Linked DNA regions of Homo sapiens: region 1 is linked to region 2. The links are chromatin contacts, found by Hi-C or POLR2A ChIA-PET in ENCODE. All regions are on one chromosome and are shown on one strand. The core of a region is the stretch at or near the end of the contact, and the rest is flanking DNA. Distances in the headings are between cores, read along the strand shown.

The links. A loop is a pair of places that touch in the nucleus more often than their neighbours do. ChIA-PET counts read pairs that join two places held with the same protein, here RNA polymerase II (POLR2A). Pooled maps may share reads with other maps.
Region 1: a loop to region 2 is called in a pooled map, with 2.6 times the contacts of the local background. The contact joins the promoter of USH1G here to the promoter of NHERF1 in region 2. A Hi-C loop is called at or near these places in 4 of 50 pooled maps. POLR2A ChIA-PET finds 5 or more read pairs at or near these places in 2 of 52 experiments (Caco-2 and K562).

Annotation. Positions count from the first base shown.
Region 1 is chr17:74,921,571-74,924,511 of GRCh38, forward strand. USH1G (USH1 protein network component sans) reads right to left here and starts at 1,685. Exons shown (of 3, transcript NM_173477.5): 1 at 1,340-1,685. The coding sequence starts at 1,503. OTOP2 (otopetrin 2) reads left to right here and starts at 2,703. Exons shown (of 7, transcript NM_178160.3): 1 at 2,703-2,763. RefSeq lists a silencer at 2,639-2,822.
Region 2 is chr17:74,747,273-74,750,240 of GRCh38, forward strand. It overlaps NHERF1 (NHERF family PDZ scaffold protein 1), which reads left to right and starts at 1,356. Exons shown (of 6, transcript NM_004252.5): 1 at 1,356-2,015. The coding sequence starts at 1,575. SLC9A3R1-AS1 (SLC9A3R1 antisense RNA 1) reads right to left here and starts at 2,595. Exons shown (of 3, transcript NR_187307.1): 1 at 1,791-2,595; 2 at 1,301-1,655; 3 at 1-271. MIR3615 (microRNA 3615) reads left to right here and starts at 1,341; the gene lies at 1,341-1,427. It overlaps RAB37 (RAB37, member RAS oncogene family), which reads left to right. Exons shown (of 9, transcript NM_001006638.3): 9 at 1-63. RefSeq lists enhancers at 1-505, 1,794-2,419 and a silencer at 900-1,589.

The sequences.
Region 1 (2,941 bases), core at 435-2,934, 170 kb after region 2:
AGAATCACTCCCTTGTCTCAACAGCTCCCCACACACCCCTTCCTGGGCCTCCCCTCCTGGCCGCCAAGTCCTGCAGGCCAGTGTGGGAAGGACCTGCCAGCACCCAACCCACAACCCATCAAACACCAATCCTGGTCTCTGGAGGAGTTGGGGCTTGGTGTACCCAAGGGGAGCCCTCTTCCCCTCCTCTCATGAGCCTCTCTGAAGGGATGGCAGGGACAGTGTCACTGTGTGCCCTCCTGGGGTGGGGAAGGGCCAGCCAGCCTTGGCCTCACGGGACATGGTTCAGCTGCCCAGGCTTCAAGGCTGCTCCCACCTGATGCTGGGCCCAAGGAGCAGCCCAAGGAGAGGGCAAGAAGGAGGGGTCTCCAGCACCTACTACATGTTCAGGCACTGGCCAGTACCTGGTACCGGGGCCAGCTAAGCCCCTGGCCCTCTCTCCCATGACCTGAGACTTCATATCAACCTTCCTGGGGTGTCCTGTCCAGGCTGCCCTGATGCCCAGACCAACCTGACTTCTCTTTATAAAGCCACTGGGGCTGAGGGAGTTGGTCACAGTCATTTGACTTTAGCCCCAAGGAACCCATATCAGTGGCTCTGGTCCTGGAGGTGGCTCAACTGCCACCTCCAGGCCCCTTCCCTGGCACTGACACCTGCACTGTATGCCCACCCCCCCACCCAGGACAACTCCAAAGGGAGGGGGAGGGAAGAGAAGCCCCTTCAGGGTGACCACATCACAGCCTCCACCATTGCTTAGCTGTGCCCGGCTGTGGGGGAGGGACTTGGAGAGAGTTAATGGAGTGGCTGAATCAGTGACATTTGGCGCCCTGGACAGTGTCCATAAATCCCCAAAATGAGCAGGTTGAGGGCAAGCGCTGTGTGACACCAGCCTGCCGGAGAACGTGGGTGCTGGCTGGCAGAGCCCTTTGGATCAAGGCTGGAGAGTGGGCAGTGGAGACCCCTCCCTTTCTAGCCCCCACTGCTGGCCCCTCGAGACTTCCTAACCTTCTCTCCGAGTCTCACTATCCCCTCACTCTTGCTTCCAGGGGGACCCCAGCCAGGGGATCTCTCCCACCTTCCCCTCACTCTGCAGCAACCCCCCATAATCAGGAACCCCCAAATCCCGGTTTCTCCCCTCCTAGCCCCAGATCCAGGTCACAAGTGTTAACAAGTGTCAGATGCCTCCGCTTGGGTCCCCTCAACATGTGTCTCTCCCACAAACGCCAGGGTCTAAGGGTCCGCCTGTCTGCAGGGGAAGGAGGCAGCTCAGAGGAGTGGTGGACGAGGAAGTTTGGGGTGGTCTCAGGGGCCTCAAGGGCACTGGGTGGGGCGTACTCACCCGCGGCTCACAATGAGACGCAGCGACTCGAGGTTGCCATGGTAGGCAGCCCAGAGAGTGGGGGTCATGCCATCCTCGTCGGGGGCATTCAGCTCCTTTCGGGTGGCCTCCTTGAGGAGCTCCAGGTAGCCATCCCGGGCTGCCCGGTGGTACTGGTCGTTCATGGCGCCCGAAGTGGACGGGGCGGGCGGGGGACACGGAGAAAGGCCCCCCGCAGGGGAGGGCGGCGGTATTAGGGCTGAGGCATGAGGTTGGAGGACGGGGCCGGGCAGGGGCCGGGGCCGCCAGCCCCCGCTGCCGCAGACGGAGGGTGCGGAGCGCCAGAGCCGCGACTACCAAGACATCTGAAACGCTCACCCGGGGGCGGGGGCGGAGGGGGCGGGGGACGAAATCTCCCGCTGTCCAGGGAGCCGCCCCCGGTCTTCCCCTGGGTCCTAAACACCCTGCATGCACCTCAATACACGAGGGTGACCCACGCAAGGCCCTGTCCTCCTCTTCAAAAGTGCCCACCCCGGGGCCGCGCACTGTGACGCCCAGTCCGGGGACAGTCAGAGATCTGTCCTCACTAGAGCCTGGGGCGCTGTGGCTCCGTATTTCTCCACCTGTCAGTGGAACGAACCGAGAGCTGGGGAGGGGTGCCGGAGGGCGGGGTGGGGGAGCCGTCCTGAGCCCCAGGACAGTGGACCTAAGAAGGGGCACCGTGACCGACCGCGGTTCGGTCAGCGAGTGGGACGGGCCAGGCCGCCGCCGCCTGAACGGAGTCCCTCGACCGCACTCCAGCAGGGGGCGCTGGAGGACTGGCAGCGGCTCCGCGTGCCGCGTGGAACTTCGCACCCAAGCCCCGGAGTCCAACGGAGCGCGGGCCGGCGGCGGGGGCGGGCAGGGCGGTGGGATAGAGGAAAGGGGAGCTTGGATCACTGCGAGGACCGTGGGGGAGAGGGGAACTGGGGTTGCCATCCCAGGCAGGAGCACAGGAGCACAGGATTCAGGGTGCGCCGCGGCTGGAGGGCGTCAGGGTGCCCGCAGGCTTTTTGGACGTCTCTTGAGCTTAGCTCTCGGGGCTCTGGGCGCCTGGAATGCTGCGCGCCAGGGCGCGGTGGGCACCAGGGGCGGGGTGCCCTCTAGGTGCCGCAGTGCGGGGCCGCGCCCGAGCCTGGCCGCACCGGGGTGACGGAGTGGGGTCGCCTCTCAAAGGGTAAATATGAATCTTGCCTTATCTGGCTCCAGCGGGCTCTTCCCTAAATTCACCTTGGAGAAAGATGGATCATGTGAGCGGGACTGAGAGCTTTATGGAGCCAAACTCCCGCAGCTGTAAATCACCCTGTCCTCCTGGGTATAAAGCGCCTGTCCATCTCGGCGTGGGAGAGAGGAGACGCTCGCCGTCCCCTGACCCCCAGCTCAGCGCCGGCTCCAAGCCCAGCCAGGTGGGTGCCCCGGGCCGGAGGGCAGTCGGACTTGGGGAGTGGGGACCTTGGAGGGGTCCAACCGGGTGCTGCCGCTTCTCCTTTCTTCCCATCCAGCGAGAGGGGCAGGTTCCGCATTTTCTCTTCCCCTTTCCCAGCGCTTCCTCCAGCACCCGAAGCCCCAACCCTGCGGGTCAGG
Region 2 (2,968 bases), core at 106-2,605:
AGACAGCTCTGGGCCTCTTGCATTTGAGTTTTTCAGAATTAAACTGCAGTATTTTGGAAAGCACATCCTGTCCACTGTTTCTTTGAAGTGAGTGGGGGGGGGGGGTCTTGTTGAAGGAATTGTCATTCACTGCCAAAATCATTCCATCCTCCTTCCTCAGTGTCTGTCCTCAGATGGTCAGCTCCCCGCTCAACAGACTGTCTCCCGCCTCTGTGACCAGCCTCTCTTTGGCAAGAGGGAGCTAGAAGGCTTTACAGTCCTAATCATTTTTCTGTTGGAAAAAAAAAAAAAAAACCAAGGCTCCTTTCCCTGTGGCGTGTACCCAGAGGTTGATTACCTGAGTCTGTCCTGCCTCTCCCCACCCCACCTCCCTAGCCAAACGCTGCTGCCAAAGCCCACGCTATTGCCCTAGATGGCCTGTCTTCAGCGGGCTGCCCCTCGAGGTCCCAGGCTCTCCGCGGAGCCCTCACCTTCCCAGCAGGGATCAGAACCTGCACTCCTCTATGCGAGTCCTGGGACAGCACAAAGTGGATTAGGGTTAGGGTTCCCACAAACGGAAAAATGTTATTCAAACAACTCTGTAGGGTCCGAGGAGGCCCTCCGTCTTAATTCTCGAGACTGACCGGCCCTCGCTGCCCCGAGCGGGAGCAGTTGCCCCGGCAACAGCCGCTCCCTCTCAACTGGAGCTGCACCCAGGCTTTGGCTAAAGGCTGTTAAAACGTTGGCCAGGTGCGGTGGCTCACGTCTGTAATCCCAGGGCGGATCACCTGAGGTCAGGAGTTTGAAACCATCCTGGCCAACATGGCGAAATTTCGTCTCTACTAAAAATACAAAAATTAGCGGGGCGTGGTGGTGCGCGCCTGTAACCCCAGCTGCTCGGGAGGCTGAGGCAGGGGAATCGCTTGAACCCGGGAGGCGGAGGTTGCAGTGATCCGAGATCGCGCCACGGCAGTCCAGCCTGGGCGACAGAGCGAGACTCCGTCTCAAAAAAAAAAAAAAAAGTTAGGGTCCTTTACCCGAGGGCCGGCTTTCCTCACTCCCCGCCACAGGTAGGGGAAACCAGGCCGGAGCCGGCGGGCCCACCCGCCCAGAACCGGGAATTCGGCGAGCCCCGCCCCTGCCACCCCAGCGCCGGCCGCTCGGTAACAAACACTTCCACTTCCTGAGCGCTAGTCTTCGCCCGCCGCGGGGCGCCGCGCCGAGCGCAGGCCCCGCCCCGCGCGTTCCCAATGGCCGGCGCCGTTCACCCGGCCGGAGCGCCCAGGCCTGCAGCCCCCTATTGGCCCGCGGAGGTCCCCACCCTCAGCGCGGCCCCGCCCCCGGGGTAAGGAGCCGGGGCGGACTCTGGGACGCTCAGACGCCGCGCGGGGCGGGGATTGGTCTGTGGTCCTCTCTCGGCTCCTCGCGGCTCGCGGCGGCCGACGGTTCCTGGGACACCTGCTTGCTTGGCCCGTCCGGCGGCTCAGGGCTTCTCTGCTGCGCTCCCGGTTCGCTGGACGGGAAGAAGGGCTGGGCCGTCCCGTCCCGTCCCCATCGGAACCCCAAGTCGCGCCGCTGACCCGTCGCAGGGCGAGATGAGCGCGGACGCAGCGGCCGGGGCGCCCCTGCCCCGGCTCTGCTGCCTGGAGAAGGGTCCGAACGGCTACGGCTTCCACCTGCACGGGGAGAAGGGCAAGTTGGGCCAGTACATCCGGCTGGTGGAGCCCGGCTCGCCGGCCGAGAAGGCGGGGCTGCTGGCGGGGGACCGGCTGGTGGAGGTGAACGGCGAAAACGTGGAGAAGGAGACCCACCAGCAGGTGGTGAGCCGCATCCGCGCCGCACTCAACGCCGTGCGCCTGCTGGTGGTCGACCCCGAGACGGACGAGCAGCTGCAGAAGCTCGGCGTCCAGGTCCGAGAGGAGCTGCTGCGCGCCCAGGAAGCGCCGGGGCAGGCCGAGCCGCCGGCCGCCGCCGAGGTGCAGGGGGCTGGCAACGAAAATGAGCCTCGCGAGGCCGACAAGAGCCACCCGGAGCAGGTAAGCGGGGCCCAAGCCGCGCAGGCTGGCATGGAGTGGGAGGAGGATCCGGAGAGACCCAGGTGCCCCGGCCGTCCAGCCCCGCGCCCGCCGTCGTTTTTCTGAAACTCGAGCTGCGAGGGGGAGACCGCTTCCGCCCGCCGACCAGGCGCCCTGACACATCCTAGGCAGGCCTGGGGCTGCGTCCCGCGACCTCCTCTCCTTCCCAGGCTGTGCTGGGAGCTTGAGCGCCTTTGCCGCCTGCACCTCTTGTTCCCTGGCCTTTGGGAGGGCGGCGCAGGGGAACCCAGCCCCCTTCCCTCGGGTCTGTGGGTGTCTGCTCCCGTTCCTCGGAATCCCCCAATCCTGCTCCTTCCCTGGTGCCCTCTCCTCGTTCACCCCAGTCCGCAGATGGGCCGGGGAGAAAGGGCTCTCCGCCCCAGAGGTGCCAGCTTCGCCCGCCACTCCTACTTCAAAAGCTAGAGGAATAGCATTACTCCTCCTGTGTGGAGCCCCGGCGCGAGGAGGCCCTCTCCGCAGCCCGCCGGTGTGTGTCCTGAACTTCAGTCCTGCTGGACTTCATCCTCCCGGAGTCCTGTGTGACTTCTAAGGGAGAGGAAGCCCCACCATCTCAGGGCGGTGTGGGGGTTGCCTGGCAGGGAGGAGGAGCCAAGGCATCTCGGAGTGGTGGTTCTGCCACCTCAGAGGATTTACGATTCTCAGGAATGTGAAGAGTAAGCGCCTAGAACTGTATCTGGGAGGGAAGGGGAAAGACCTTGGAAGAAGAAAAAGATGGCCATGGGGAGGAGAGAGAGCTCCTGGGGCTCACGGCCCTGTGTGCGCCAGCGGAGCTCACGGTGAGCCGGTGGTCTTGCCCTGGCCTTGCCATGGTCACTCTGGTGCCCACACAGCCAGCAGGCCGGTTGCTTTTTGCCCATGTTTGGTGTTTGCCCATGGGATCCCAGTTTGGATCA